Linked DNA regions of Homo sapiens: region 2 is linked to region 1. A link is a loop called in an ENCODE intact Hi-C map of the cell type or tissue named here. Cell type or tissue: GM12878. All regions are shown on one strand.

Region 1 (8,000 bases):
AGAGCTGGGATCCTAGGATTTTAATACTAGGATCTTTTACTTGTTGCAGCTTCCACATTCCTTTTTGAAAAGCTTTTTTTAAACAATATTTTTTAGGGCACAGGCGAACTATTTTAGCAGAATGAAGCAGTAATTTAAGAAAAATCTTTATATTCCTGTCCATTTCCACATTCTTTCTGAAAGGCTACTCTTGGGGGTAGAAATACAGCTGTGGATGAAAAGATTGAGGTAAGGAATACTTTTCTCTTAAATTCTTGTAGCTTGGGTCATTAACTATTGTCATATATGTCGACCTAGTTCATGGCAGCCAGAGGAGACAAGGTATAAAATTGACTGGGTTGTGATTCAGAGGGGGAAACAATGGAAAATATATTGAACACTTTTACATTACTGAGACCCCTTCTACACTTTTTTCCTCTTTGGTTTTAGACTGTATAAAGTATTGTGTTGGTACTGTAGATACAGCGTGTGGCTATTGATATTGATATAAGAAAATCTGTTAAGGTTCCTCTTTCAGCAGTTATGGGGATCTTCATTCAGAGCAATAAGATCATTTCTCCTAGGTGTTACATGTTGGCAGACTGAAGAAGACAAAGACGTCTTGTCTTCACATTGTTTTATGGCCACGACTTTGAATTCATTTGATCACTTAAGAGGTATCGCAGACACTGTAGCTAATTAGAAGGAAGGGGGCAGTTTTATTGTGAATATGTTCAGTGAAGAAGATAGCAGTGTTTGTATTGCACAGGCTGTATGAACGTGTATTTTGTTGGGGAGAGAGAGACTGAGAATCTGGATTCTTGGGTTAAAGTTTCTACCTTGCTGCTGGCACTTTGTCCTTAACCAAGTTATTGCTGCTCTTTGACCCTCAGTTTCTGTGATTGTACCAGAATGCAGATGTTGTATTCTTCTAACACTGTGAAGATGTTATACATGCTGGAGTACTTAAAATTCCCTCTTCCTTAAAATTGAGAAAAAAAAGTAGATTAAAAAAACTAGGAACTACCTGGACTTTGATAATATTAATATTTTAGATAAACCAGCACTGAAGTATGTGATACCTACAAAGAACAACACCTCAAGAGTTTCTGCTTTGTGGTAATGACTCACTTTGGTAAAATTATGCTGTGCACATGGTTATTAGACTACTGTAGATACCAGTGGGTACATTAGATTGAAAAACGTAAATGAAGTGGTCTTATGTATACAATTTTTTGCAGTTGCCTTTTGTTGGGAAGAGATTAATATGAGATAGTGTAACTTTTTTGTTTGGGGTGGGCGGGGGTGGGCATGCCTATTGGTGGTGATCTGAGGATTGTAACTTTAGATCTTTTACATTGAAATTATAGAAATTTGATTGTTATGGATAATTCATGGTGAAGGAATGTAATGAAATTATTATTATTATTATTTTTAATGACTAACCCATGTTCCTAGATGTATTCATTTTTGGCTTAGCTCTCCTCTCCTCTCCTCTCCTGTCCTCTCTCTTTCTTTCTTTTATTTTTTTTTAGAGAGGGGGTCTTGCTTTGTCACTCAGGTTGAAGTGCAGTGGTACAATCTCACTGCAGTCTGAACCTCCTGGCTCAAGCAATCCTCCCGTTTCAGTCCCCTAAGCAGCTGGTACTACAGGTATGCACCACCATGCCCGGCTGTTTTTGTATTTTCGGGGGAGGCAGGGTTTTTCCATGTTTCCCAGGCTTGTCTCAAACTCCTGAGCTCAGAGAATCTACCTGCCATGGCCTCCCAAAGTGCTTGGATTACAGGTGTAAGCCACTGTACCTGGCCTGCTTTTCAGTTTTTCAGTAAGTAAATTGTGAGGCATATATGTTGATTCTTCTGGCTTTGGAAAATCCTTCCCTATACCCTATTTATGTAGACTGAATGAAATTGATAAGATACAGTATTTTCTTCCTAGACTGTTCAACACTGGCGTGAAATGGTTCTTGTGTAGGACTCCTTGCCCTCTTCCAGGTAGCTCTCTTTATTCAGTACATGTTTTACATGCATTCTCTGTGTTTCAAACCTGAGAGATGTCAGAGGAATATAAGAGATGGTCCCTATTTTCCAGGGCTTCACCTCTGGGTTAATTACTTTGGGACAGTTTAAAGTAAATAAACTGTAAAAAAATACTCTTGGAAAAGTTGGTGAATGATACGTGCTTAATTTTTCACTAATCTCCCTCGTGGTTTTTATAATGCCATGTGTTTTTCTTGGGAGGGTTTCCTTACAGCTGTATTTGTGATCTTGGGCTAGAATTTATGAGCTGCCACCATGAAGGTCTGCCTCTGGCTTTGGCATCAGAGATGGCGAGTTGTGTGGTTTGTTTTCTTATTGTTAATGTGAGAATTTTTCCTAATCAAAATAAATGCCTATGTGTTTTTCCTGACTTTCTTGTTGGATTGACTAAGGAAGTTGTGTGAATTATAAAAATTTCTTCCTGAAATGAAGGACAAAATTTCCAAAGCAGGATGCATTGAGATTGTCTGAAGAAATGTATGTCTTCTGGTTTTAGTATTTAGACTTGAAGTTTTTTTTTTTTTTTTTTTTTTTTTAACCGTAATAACTAGGAAAAGTAGAAAAGTTAAAAGAAACAAAAAACATCACGGTGGGAAATAGAAGGAGAAAACCAGACATTTATGAAAACCATTCTGGATCTCACAGATGCTATTAAGATTAGTAAACGTTGGCCGAGCATGGTGGCTCACGCCTGTAATTCCAGCACTTTGAGAGGCAGAGGCAGGCAGATCACCTGAGGTCAGAAGTTTGAGACCAGCCTGGCCAACATGGTAAAACTCCCCATCTCTACTAAAAAATACAAAAATTAGCCAGGCTTGGTGGTGTGTGCCTATAATCCCAGCTACTTGGGAGGCCTAGGCAGGAGAATTGCTTGAACCCAGGAGGCAGTGAGCCGAGATCACACCACTGCACTGTAGCCTGTGCAACAGAGCGAGACTCTGTCTTTAAAAAAAAAAAAAAAAAAAAAGGCCGGGCATGGTAGGTCATGCCTGTAATCCCAGCATTTTGGGAGGCTGAGGCAGGCAGATCACCTGAGGGCAGGAGTTTGAGACCAGCCTGACCATTATGGAGAAACCCCGTCTCTACTAAAAATACAAAATTAGTGGGCATGGTGGCACATGCCTGTAATCCCAGCTGCTTGGGAGGCTGAGGCAGGAGAATCTCTTGAACCTGGGAGGCAGAGGTTGCAGTGAGCCGAGATCACGCCATTGCACTCCAGCCTGGGCAACAAGAGTGAAACTCTGTCTCAAAAAAAGAAAAAAGAAAAAAAAATTAGTAAATGTTGACTAGTCTCAGGGATATTTGAGCTGCACTCAGTAGGCTACTTTGCATTTGTAAAATTCTCACACATCAAATTGCATCATCTTTGGCTTTTTGATTTCATGCACGCAGTCTGTGAAAGGCTAAGCCAGGTATGTGGTTACATATAAACTTACTACCAACTAGCGCTGTCCTTTTTCTACTCCTTAAGAGGTTTATTGGGGCAATAAACTGTTGGCATTATTACTCACCTAGCATAAGCTGATCCTTTCTTTGACTGTTTTTAAGGAAGATGTTGTTTTATCTGCTAAAACAGGTAGCACGAGATTGACTTCACCAAAGCCTCTTCTAAGACTTTAGAAATGGCTTAAGCTTCGCTGCTTTCTTAGCACTTTTACTGTATAGGCCCTGGTATGTGGTATTGATACATACAGTAAGTATAAATGTGAGAAGAGAAACCACATTTTCATGCTCTTAAGTGATCCATGCTGTTTTCACTTCTCAGGGTGATTTTTGGTTGTAGCCAACTCAGAAACTCTCAATTTAATTTGAGATTGTGTGAATTGCTTTCCTAGTCTGTACACCAGAAAGAATGCTTCTCTCCTTACACATTTCGACACTTCTTAGTGAAGATCATTTACTTATAGAGTGTATGCATTATATTAGCATATGGCCTGGGTAACTTCAGACTTGTTAACATAGCGTGGGAAAGGTTACTGAAAGCATGAGGAGGCAGTATATTATCTCTCAGTTGATTTTGTACACCATTTTGAATATTTTCTGTACATTCCCTTTCCTCTAGTGTTGGTTTCTTATACTTATAGTAAAGGGAAACTGATGTTGATATTGTTCAAAAAAGAAATGAAGTGAATTTTTGTATTTTTAAAGAATAAATTAACATGCTTTAAAGTGCTTAACCAGTTGTTACAATATCAGTTATCACAGATTGGTATGCGTTGGTCCATGTTATGTATTTGCCTGAATCAACCCTAAGACTGGTTGGCTTATTTCTGCCTTTTCTTTTCCAAAAGGTATACTTGACATGAAGTAGACTGTGCCTGTTTGATTTTAAGTTTTGAATATGGTGGGAGGTATAGATTAAAGTTAATTTCTTTTGCATATGGATATTCAATTTTTCTGAAGGCATTTTTGAAAAAGCTGTCCATTCTCCACCTTTGCATTGCCTTTGTACTTTTGTAAACAATCAGTTGTCCATGTATGTGTGAGTTTATTTCTATACTCTCTATTCTGTTCCTTTGATCTATTTGTCTATCTTTATGCCTATACTATACTGTCTTTATTACTGTAGCTTGCTTTGTAGTAAGTTTTGAAGTGAGATAATGTTACATAGTTTTGGCTTTTTAAGATTCTTTTCACTAGCGTATGACTTTTAGAATCAGCTTGTCAGGTTCTATAAAGAATCTGGCCAAGATGTTGGTTGAGATTATATTGATCGTGTGATCAATTTGGGGAGAATTGACAGTTTAAAATATTGAGTTTTCAACTCTCGAACAAGGTCTATCTCTCTATTTAGATCTTACTTATTTCCTTCAGCAATATTTTGTACTTTTCAGTATATAAGCCTTTCATATATTTTGTCAGATTTATTCCTATGTGTTTCATATTTTTGATGCAGTATTAAATGGTGGTGTTTTTTAACTTTAGTTTCCAGTTCACTATCAATATGTAGAAATTCACTGATTTTTGTATATTCACTTGCATTCTGCAACCTTGCTAAACTCACTTATTAGTTCTAGTAGTTTTTTTTGTAGGTCTTACTGGATTTTCTACATGGATGATCATATTTTTAGTGAATAGAAGCAGCTTATTTCTTTCCTCCTAATCTGGGTATCTTCTCTGTCTTTTTCTTGTCTGATTTCTCTGTCAGGAACTTACAGGATCATGTTTAATAGAAGAGACAAGACTGGACACTCCTGCCCTTTTCCTGATTTTAGGGGGAAAGACAGAATCTTTTGCCATTAATTCTGAGCTTAGCTATACGTTTTTCATAGTGCCCTTTATTAGGTTGAGAATGTTCCATTCTAAGTTTGTCAGAATTTTAATCAAGAATGCATGTTATATTTTGTCAAACACCTTTTTTTTGTCTATCAAGATGATCATATGATTTTTCTTTTTTTGTTTATTAATATAGTAATACATTGATTGGTTTTTAAATGTGAAACCAAAATGCTTTCCTTGGTAAACTCTATTTAGTCATGATATATTAACTTCTAAATAGATTGTTGGATTTGATTTGTTAAAAATGTTTTAAAGAATTTTTACACCTGTGTTCATGAATAAAAATTGGTCTGTAGTTTTCTTTTGATCTATTTGTCTGGTTTTATTATCAGAGTGATGCTGGCCTCATAGGAAAGGTAGGGAAATATTCCCTTTTCCTCAGTTTCTTAGAAGAGTTTGTGTAGAATTGTTATTATTTCTTTTGTCTTTTCTTTTCTTTCTTTCTTTCTTTTCTTTTTTTTTTTTCTTTTTTTGAGACAGAGTTTTGCTCTTGTTGCCCAGGCTGAAGTGCAATGGCGCAAACTCAGCTCACTGCAACCTCTGCTTCCTGGGTTCAAGCGATTCTCCTACCTCAGCCTCCTGAGTAGCTGGGATTATAGGCATGCGCCACCACGCCCAGCTAATTTTGTATTTTTAGTAGAGATGAGGTTTCTCCCTGTTGGTCAGGCTGGTCTCAAACTCCTGACCTCAGGTGATCCGTCTGCCTCTGCCTCCCAAAGTGCTGGGATTACAGGCATGAGCCACCAGGCCCGGCCTGTTATTTCTTTCTTAAATGATAGGTAGAATTTGTCAGTGAATCCATCTGGGCCTAGAGTTTTCTTTCTGTGGAAAGGTTTTAAATGAAATATTCATGTTCTTTACTAAATATTGAACTATTTATGTTATCCATTTCTTCTTGAGTCAGCTTTGGTAATTTATGTCTTTTCAAGGAATTTTTTCATTTTATCAAAGTTGTTGAATTTATTGGCATAAAATTCATATAATATTCCTTCATTATCCTTTTATATCTATAGAATCTATGGCAATTCTATATCTGTTGATAGCCTCCTTTCCTCCCCTCTTCTCTCTCTGTCATATCAGTATGACTGGGAGTTTATTAATTTTATTGATCTTCTTGAAGAACAAGCTTTATTTTCATTGATTTTTCTCTGTTGTTTTATATTTCATTGATTTCCTTCTTTCTGCTTACTTTAGTTTTACTTTGCTTATTTTTCTGGCTTTTAAAAGTAGGAGCTGAGTTTGTTGATTTAAGATCTTTCTTCTCTTCTAATATAGCCTTTTGATGCTATAAATTTACCCCCAAATATTACTTTAGCAGCACCCCAAATATTCTGATCTGTGGTATTTTCATTTTCATTCAGTTTAGAGTACTTTCTGATTTCCCTTGTGACTTCTAATTGAAACACTCCAAATATTTTAGGGGTTTTCCAGGGATCTTTCTAGTATTGGTTTATTACATTAAATCAGTCAATTAATTAATTAAGAGACAGGATCTCACCCTGTCATCCAGGCTGGAGTGCAGTGGCGTGATCATAGCTCATTGCACCCTTGAATTCCTGGTTTCAAGTGATCCTCTCATATCAGCCTGGCTTTTAAAAATCTTTTGTAGAGATAGTGTCTTACTATGTTGCCCAGCATGGTCTTGAATCCTTGCTCTCAAGCAGTTTTCCCTCCTTGGCCTCCCAAAGTGTTGGGATAACAGGTATGAGCTACTGAACCTGGCCTGGAATTGGTTTCTTATTTAACTCCATTGTGATTTAAGACAGACAAACACTTTAACTGGGTATGGTGGTGCGCCTATAGTCCCAGCTGCTTAGGAGATGGAGGTAGGAGGATCACTTGAGCTAGTAGCTGAGTTTAGCCTGGGCAACATAGTGAGACCTTGTCTCTCTAAAAACAAAAAACAAAACACACCTAGAAACAACATTGCTTGTATGACTTGTATCCTTTTAAATTTATTGGCACAATTTTATGGCCCAGAATATGGTCTTTCTTTGTAGATGTTCCCTGAGCACTTGAGAGGAACGTAATTTTCTTCTGTAGTTGGTAGGAATGTTCTATAAATGCCAGTCAGCCCAAGTTGGTTTATAGTGTTGCTCAGTTTTATTATATCCTTACGGATTTTTTGCCTGCTTGTTCTATCAAGAGAGGTATATTGATGTCTCTGGCTATAATTGTGGTTTTGTTTCTTTGTTCCTATTGTCCTGTGCTATTTTGAGGCTTTGTTATTTGGTACATAAACATTTAGGGTTATGTGGTATTGATTGATTGATCCCTTTATTATTATGAGATGACCACCTCTATCCCTGGTAATAGTCTTTGCTCTGAAATCTATCTGTCTGTCTGTCTGTCTATCTATCTATCTATCTATCTATCTATCTATCTATCTATCTATCTGCCTGCCTACCTACCTACCTATATCTGTCAGTCATGTATCTCACTTTATTATCTCTTTTAATTGGAGTATTTTCCATTCAAATGTTAGGTTTGAGACTTTCATGTTGCCATTTGTTTTTTGTTAGTCGCATTTTTTTTCCTTACCCTCTTTCCCTGCAGCCTTGAGAATGAATAAAGTATTTAAGATTTCATTTTATGTCTTTTGTTCCCATATTAGCTACAATTATTTTCCTCTTTTTTTTGTGGTTGCATTAGGGAAATACTATATATACACTATATATAATAAAGATATATAAATATATATA
Region 2 (8,000 bases), 160 kb before region 1:
TTCATAGCCCCCACTTTATTTGCTGTTATTTTATTCCCCTCTCATCCCCGCCCCCCCCCCCCCCCCCCCATATAAAGGACTCATTTCAAAGATGGGCGAACCTGGAAGCTGAACCTGACTCTACTCTTCATGTCTTCAATTTACTGGCCATAAAGGTTCAGTTTTGTATGGGATCTTCTGTCCTCTAGAAGATCCCGTACAAATAGAGGCTTTAATTTATGCTTGCATTCTTGCATTTTGTGTGATTTATTGCCTAATAAATGAAAGAAAAAAGTTTATTTAGATAGTAAACTGAAAATGAAAAACCATTTTTTTCCACGAACTTGCTAATTTTCTTCCATTGTATAGTATGAACTCAATCTACAAAGATCTGGCAAAAAAAACAAGTATCATGTTCTGTAACAAACTCAGTTACACTAACACCAGAACTTACTGAGTTTAATTGGAGATAATTAAAAAAAAAAAGTTCTTTTTTTCTTTTTTTTTTTTTTTTTAAATAGAGATAGGGTTTTCCATGTTGACCTGGCCGATCTCAAACTCCTGGCCTCAAGCGATCCTCCCATCTCAGCCTCCCAATGTGCTAGGATTGCAGGTGTGAGTCATCGCACCTGGCCTCTTAATGTAGATGATTTTTTAAAATGAAGATTTTTTTCATAGTAAGAAAAGGGAAACCATAATTCCAGACCACAGAGAAGGACTTCTTTAATATATTTAACCTCTTTATTTACAGATCACTTCTTTCTAGAGAGACTAAAATTAGGGCAGAGAAACCTAAATCCTACATACAAAGAGCTGCTGCCCATTCAAAATAATTACAAGTGTGTCGGGCGCGGTGGCTCACGCCTGTAATCCTAGCACTTTGGGAGGCCAAGGCAGTGGATCATGAGGTCAGGAGTTTGAGACCAGCCTGACCAACATGGTGAAACCCCGTCTCTACTAAAAATACAAAAATTAGCTGGGCGTGGTGGCACAAGTCTGTAATCCCAGCTACTCAGGAGGCTGAGGCAGGAGAATGCTTGAACTTGGGAGGTGGAGGTTGCAGTGAGCCGAGATCGTGCCACTGCACTCCAGCCTGGGCAAGAGAGCAAGACTCCGTCTCAAAAAATAATAATAATAATTATAAGTGACAGTAAAGCATCTCCCCACATAATCCTGTATATCAGTAAGAAAATATGTTTTGAGATTCACAAAACTCAATTTACGAATCTCTGGTTGTAGTTATTTGACTTAATATATAAGACACTTACCAGAGGAGATGGTTGCAAACAGATTTGATGACAGGTAAATTTTTCTAAAGGTCTGCTAACTTCTTATTCAGTCATGGCCAACCACTGATACAATGCTGAGAGTTGCTTTCTCCTTTCCCCTCTACTAGCTTGGGGTCCACAGACCAAAAAAATCTATAACTTGCAAGGCTAATAAATGCATGCTTCAGCTGCCTGGAAATGCTGTTGGACTGGCAATTTGCTGCCCCGCTCTAATAGAGACTGCCTCAGATCTGGTCTTTAACCTGGATTAGCTGGATAAAGAGAATCCTCTGGGATCCTGTGTGCCATCACCTGTTAGTGTGTTTGCTGTATAAATGTAACATCCACTAACTTTGTCAGATGATGTCTGGCCTGGCTGCTGTGGCTGTGATTGGAATTGAAACATACAGCTTGTTATTAAGGTAGTGACTGGCTGTGGGGGACACCGACGTCTGTTGTTTTTCATTGTTGATCTAGTGAGTTAGAATGCCTTTCCTGGGCTGTTAATGTTAAATAGTTCAGTCCTGTTAGTCGTTTTGTGAGATCATCTTTCTGTGTGATTTGTGTGTATTTCCTTGATCTAGTGGGGTGCAGGGTCAGGGACTGAGGGGAAGGTATAATTGTTTACAGAAAATGTGACAGGACATGGATTTGAAATCAGATAGGAAGTTAAGGAATGCCGGGCTCCTCTGAATATTAAGGAAAATCTTTAAGCCCCTAATTAACTTCAGAAAATCCCCTTGCTCTCACAGATGGGAATTTGGCTGGGTAAGCTAATAACTGGAATGAAGGCTAGGAGTTGTGGGTTAAGTTTCTCCCTGGCAAATACCAATATTTCAGGATTACTTCGACTCTTGTCCTGCTGCCTCCCACTGGATCTTTACAAACTCTGTGCAGTAGAGATTATCTTGATAAAGATTTTGGATGCATGTTGGGCCTTTATTGAATGATGAATGCTGTTTTTTATTCATTTGCACATTTATTGGGTACCTACTATATGTCAGCCTCTGTTCTTGGTCTTGTATGGTGGTATACAAGAGAAACAAAATTCTTAGCCTTATGGAATTTATATCCTAGTGGACTATAAATTACAATGTTCACTATTTGAGAGGACCCAAGCTTCAGATGTTGTGGCTGTTTGGCACACTGGTCCGGGTTGAAAGAAGAGACTGGGATTCAAGTTGTAGTTCCTGTCCTGATTTCTCTGGGCCTGAGTTTAACTACCGGTAACATAATGACATTGGGCTGTATCTAATTATTTATAGGGTTCTTTCCAGTTCTTTCACTTATGATCCTGATTTTCCCAAACATTTTAGCCAAGTTGTCTTTTTTTTTTTTTTTTTTTTTTTTTTTTTTTGAGATGGGGTATCACCCAGTCACCCAGGTTGGAGTGCAATGGCACTATCTCGGTTCACTGCAGCCTCTGCCTCCCTGGCTCCAGTGATCCTTCCACCTCAGCCTCCCAGGTAGCTGGGACCACAGGTATGTGCCACCACGCCTGGCTAATTTTTTTGTGTTTTTGATAGAGATGGGGTTTTGCCATGTTGCCCAAGCTGGTCTCAAACTTCTAAGCTCAAGCCATCTGCCCGCTTCGGCCTCCCAAAGTGCTGGGATTTCAGGTGCGAGCCATTATGCCTAAACAGCCCAGTTGTCTTTAATCTAGTTGGGCTTCTGGCTAATTCGTGTTGGTGACCAATGTTTGCATATTAAATCAAACAATCAGTTATTGTACTGGAGAAGAAAATAATTGTTTCTAAAAAGTTCATATTTCGACTACATGGTCATGCCATTTAAAAAAAAGTAGTAAAGCAACAATAAGGAAATACTCTTTTATTCTGGAATGACATACCTACCTGAAATCTTTGAGTTTCCCTTGTGTCATGTGAGCTGGTTGATTACAGGTGAGGAGAATTGCATGTTCTTACATGCTCCTCAGAAACACTCATCACTGTGTAAAAAATGCTTTTTTGTTTGTGTGAAATCATAATATAGAGCCCATTCCACCATACACCTTCATCATCAAGCTCGGGGATACAAGCCTGTTAATCAAGTGGGAATACAGGAAGTGAGACATGAAACACTGGTTTTATTTTCACACCTCTAAATGAGTGACTGCAGAGGATGAACTTAAAAATAATAATGCCACCTCATACTTGCATCACACCTTTTAATAAGGCGGTTTAAAAATATTTAGGGTGAACCTTCATCAGGATGCTTTAATTGCCTCAGCATAGTTGAATAGTACATTAGGGTAATGCCTCTGCTGTGCTGAAAAGCCTGGAGGGAGATACTGTCACTCAATGATGCGTTGAGGATGATTAGGTAGAACCCCTTCAGATCTTGGGATCTCAGTTTCCTCTCAAATGCATGCTGTGGGTAGAGAAGCCTGGGCTGGTGTGTGTATAATTTACATCTGTTATAAGTGACTAAACTTGTAAGAACGGGTACACAAGGCATCTTTAGTAAGAAGTAATAATATCTGCCTTAGTAATAATATCTTCTCATTCTTGTAGGTCCATTTGAAATGGCTCCATCTCTAGTACATCTTTCCTGACTACTCCCACCTGGCCATCATATCATCTTTCTCCATTAGATTTCAGGCAGACTAGACCGAGACTGTGGGTTTTTATCCTGTTAGCCACTTAGAGGCTGTTTGATCTTGGGAAGATTACTTGCTTTTCTGTACAAAGTATCTTTATTTCTGCATCTGTAAAGTGAAGATAAGAATCCCTACTTCATAGGGTGTTAGTGATATGAGTTAGTAAACATGATGCCCTTAGAACAGTGCTTGGCATGTGCTGCTGTGGTTTTGTCATCATTATTACTCCACTTCTTCCTTGGTACATAGCTCATGTTCTCCTTAACTATACGGATGTATTTAGCGATCTGCCTTAAATTGTGATGTGTTCCTTCTGGTCTGAGAGCCCTTGTCACACATAACATGATAACTTTGACTTGGTAGGTACCTAGTGAGCATCTTGGATTGAGCTCCTACAGGATTTAGTTAAGAATTCAAAGCAGGGTGTATTCTCATTCTGACTTTTAAAGCCTTTGAGGTCAGTTGGGGGCAGGTCTTATTTGTTTCTTAACTGGTGAAGCTGCCATACCAAGGCCACTTGCCCATGATCGTCTACTGGGTAGCCTGATAAGAAGGTCAGTTACTCAAGGCTGTGGACTCGATTCCATTCTTGCTGATATTACTAGCGTAAATGAGATGCTTTTGGATAATTCTCTGAGCAATTTAGGCCAGGTGAATACTGGACAGTAATTTCCTGAAGTGCCATGAAGTGGCAGGAACATGATTTATGTAACATGGGCTCTTGCTAGCTGGGATGAACACTGGAGCCCCTGCCGTGCTCTGGAATTATGAGTGCCTGCCAGAGTGCCTGCCTGCTTTTGTTCTAGAGAGTTTTTTTTTTTTTCTTTTTCCTTTAAGTTAAATTCTCAAGTTGCGGGCAGGGGCGCAGGTCTCTATGGTGATGAATGGAGAGATGTTGAACTGGCTGGTTGCAAACCTTACCCTAGCAGTTCTTAGAGACAACTGGGATAAGGACATTTTAGCTGGTTGACACTTGGGTTGAAAGTACTGATGTAAAAAAAAAAAGTGATGTGTGTATGGGGAGGGACATATACAAAGAAGTAGTACCTTGGCATTCTAGCCAGATAAAGGAGATCTGTGTTTTTTAAGGTAGGAGCTTTGAGAAAAATGCAAAACTTGTATATTTCAGCATGCAGAAAATTGCACTTCACTATCAGGCAAACCTCATTCATATTAGCAAGAGAAGTATATGAGAAGCATGTGGTTGTGGGATGCCATTATCAGGAAGTTGCTGTGTTCTTGACCTTGGGCTCTGGAAGAACAATTAGCCCCTTGCATGCAAACTTGCTCAGTAAAGAAAAAGTTTTGGCCCTAAGGCCTGTGGAACCAGGCTTAGGATGGATGATGGGTTTATTGTCCTTCACAGCCAAAACACAACAGTCTTTCTCCCTTTCTTTCCAGGCTACCCACGTGAGTACGTTGATAATATTTCTGAGAGTTTTAAAGAATTTTCCAGCAGAATGAGAGAAGATAGAAGGACCATCTTGATAATTTAAGGACATGCTCTTATCTCTTGATCTGCTGCATTTTGTTTTTGCTTCTGTTTAGGCCAGTGTTGGTAGTTATATTGTCTTCTCTCCACTGGGCGGATTACATGTAGCAATCCAAAATTGTCAACATAATTATTCCACTTCTTCTTTGGCACATAGCTCATGTTCTACTTAACTGTACTAAATTGTGATGGGTTCCTTCTGGTCAAGAGCCCTTATCACACCTAACAGGACACATTGGACATGGTAGGTACCTAGTGAGCATCTTGGATTGAGTTCCTCCAGAATGTTGTTAAGAATTCAAAGCGGGTGTATTCTCATTCTGACTTTTAAAGCCTTTGAGGTCAGATGGGGGCAGGTCTCATTTGTTTTGGATTACATGTATGCAATCCAAAAGAGTTAGGTTTTTTAAAAAAATTAATTACCCCCACCCCTTTTGTTAAAGAGTCAGGGTCTCACTGTGTTGCCCAGGTTGGTCTTAAACTCCTGGCCTCAAGTGGTCCTCCTGCCTTGACCTCCCAAAATGTTGGGATCACAGGCGTGAGCCACTGCGTTCAGTCTAATTTTTATTTAAAATTTAAAATTTAAAATTTGTGGTATAGTCCGGGCACGGTGGCTCATGCCTGTAATCCTAGCATTTTGGGAGTCCGAAGCGGGAGGATTGCTTGAGCTCAGGAGTTTGAGACCAGCCTGGGCAACATGGCAAAACCCCATGTCTACAAAAAATACAAAGAAAAAAAATTATCTGGGCATGGTGGCACGTGCCTGTAGTCCCAGGTACTTTCGGGGCTGAGGCAGGAGGATCGCTTGAGCCCAGGAGGACAAGGCTGCAGTGAGGTGAGATCATGCCACTGCATTCCAGCCTGGCTGGCAAAGTGAGACCCTGTCTCAAAAAAAGAATTAAAATTTGTGGTACAATATAAATAACATAAAATTTACCATGTACAGTTCAACAGTGTTAACTATATTTACATCATTGTGCAACCAATCTCCAGAACTCTCCGTCTTGCAAAACTGAAACTGTCTACCATTAAATAACAACCGCCCATTCTCTGTTCTTCTTAGCTTCCTGGAAACCACCATTCTGGTTTTTATCTCTATGAATTTGATTACTCTAAGTATCTCATATAACTGGAATCATATAGTGTTTGTCTTTTTGTGACTAGTTTATTTTACTTAACATACCCTCAAGGTTCATTCATGTTGTAGTATGTATGTATCAGTATGTTCTTCCTTTTTAAGGCTAATATTCCATTGTATGTGTATACCACATTTTGCTTATTCATTCATTCCTCAGTCTACATTTGGGTTGCTTCCACTCTTGGCTGTTACAAATAATGCTGCCATAAACATGGGTGTGCAAATATGTTCTTGAGAACCCCCTTTAAATTATTTTGAATATATACCCAAAGTGGAATTACTGGATCATATGGTAATTCTATTTTTATTTTTTTGAGAAACTACCGTACTGTTTTCCATAAGCAGCTAGATTTTTAAGAAGTACATTTAAATTCATCGTTTTGGGCCTTGGTCTCCACGCTGCCTTGAGTTGTCCCTAGGTAAGTGAAGTTCTCAGTCAGTCACCTGCTCTGGCATACCTCTGAGCTTTGACACACCTCAGCCACTTTCCATGGCTCACTTTGGCCCTTTGTAGGTTGGTGCCTCTCATTAGATTCAACGAACAATTTCTCAGGATCTGGGCCTAACCAGTGGTGTTGAATCTTAGAAAGACTGAGCTGAAATGCTCATCAGCTGGTGCCATGCTTCTCACTTTAGGTTATACCTCCAGTTGTGTTTGGATAAGAGTTGGAGTGGCATGACAGTCTCCCACAGAATCTGAAAATATAGTTCCAGATGTGCTTCTCCCAAACTTCTTCTCTGCCATTGGGGTTGCACCACTGGAAAAGTGTGTGAAGCAATACTTCACTCTGACACCCTGCTACTATATGCTTGAGGAAGAACTGAAGACTGTATCATGGAATGAGCTGCCCATAGGTCGCGCATGTGCGCACGTTTGTACGTGTGTGTGTTGAGATGGGAGAGGGAATCTAGGGATCCTTCTATACTCCATTGATTATGCTAACATGGATCTTATTTAATATTACAAGGACATTTCTTTGTCATCGTCTTTTTTTTTTTTTGAGACAGAGTCTTGCTCTGTCACCCAGGCTGGAGTGCAGTGGCGTGATCATGGCTCACTGCAGCCTCGACCTGCTAGGCTCAAGTGATCCTCCCACCTCAGCCTCTCAAGTAGGGACTATAGGCACACACAACCATGCCTGGCTAATTTTTCTATTTTTTGTAGGGACAAGGTTTCACCATGTTGCCCAGGCTGGACTCAAACTACTGAGCTCAAGTGATCCACCTGCCTTGGCCCCATCAAAGTGCTAAGATTATAGAGACGTGAGCCACCAGCCTAAAAAGACATTTCTAATTAGAAAGTGTAGTGTGAACTTTTGCCGTAGTTGGACTTCTCTCCATGTGGGCCCTTAAACACTGATATCTCAGTCATATGAAGCTATCAAGGACCAAAATAAGGGGGCATTTGCCTTTTCTGTCAGTGCAGAACCAATAGGGGCCAGGCCAGGTATGACCAACCCATTGTATGTGCAGTGGCTTGCTCCATCTTTCTGTCTCTGGTTTATGTATGTGATCATTTGCGGA

What was found. Hi-C counts contacts between places; a loop is a spot of excess contacts. Peaks named below come from ENCODE experiments on the same cell type or tissue, not always from the same donor. Only the 100,000 strongest peaks of a DNase experiment are listed, where the experiment ranks them.
Region 2: it touches region 1 in a loop (2.9-fold over the local background); 1 of 110 quality-filtered maps calls a loop at or near these places.

What each region holds. Positions count from the first base shown.
Region 1 is chr7:69,918,798-69,926,797 of GRCh38, forward strand. The region is part of intron 2 of AUTS2 (activator of transcription and developmental regulator AUTS2); the gene reads left to right. Among named protein-coding and RNA genes, the nearest start is that of AUTS2, 320 kb to the left of the region's middle. In GM12878, no CTCF peak of the experiment used is centred here; DNase peaks (open chromatin) are centred at 3,434 and 3,874; H3K4me3 peaks cover 493 bases; H3K27ac peaks cover 2,981 bases.
Region 2 is chr7:69,759,721-69,767,720 of GRCh38, forward strand. The region is part of intron 1 of AUTS2 (activator of transcription and developmental regulator AUTS2); the gene reads left to right. Among named protein-coding and RNA genes, the nearest start is that of AUTS2, 170 kb to the left of the region's middle. In GM12878, no CTCF peak of the experiment used is centred here; a DNase peak (open chromatin) is centred at 3,441.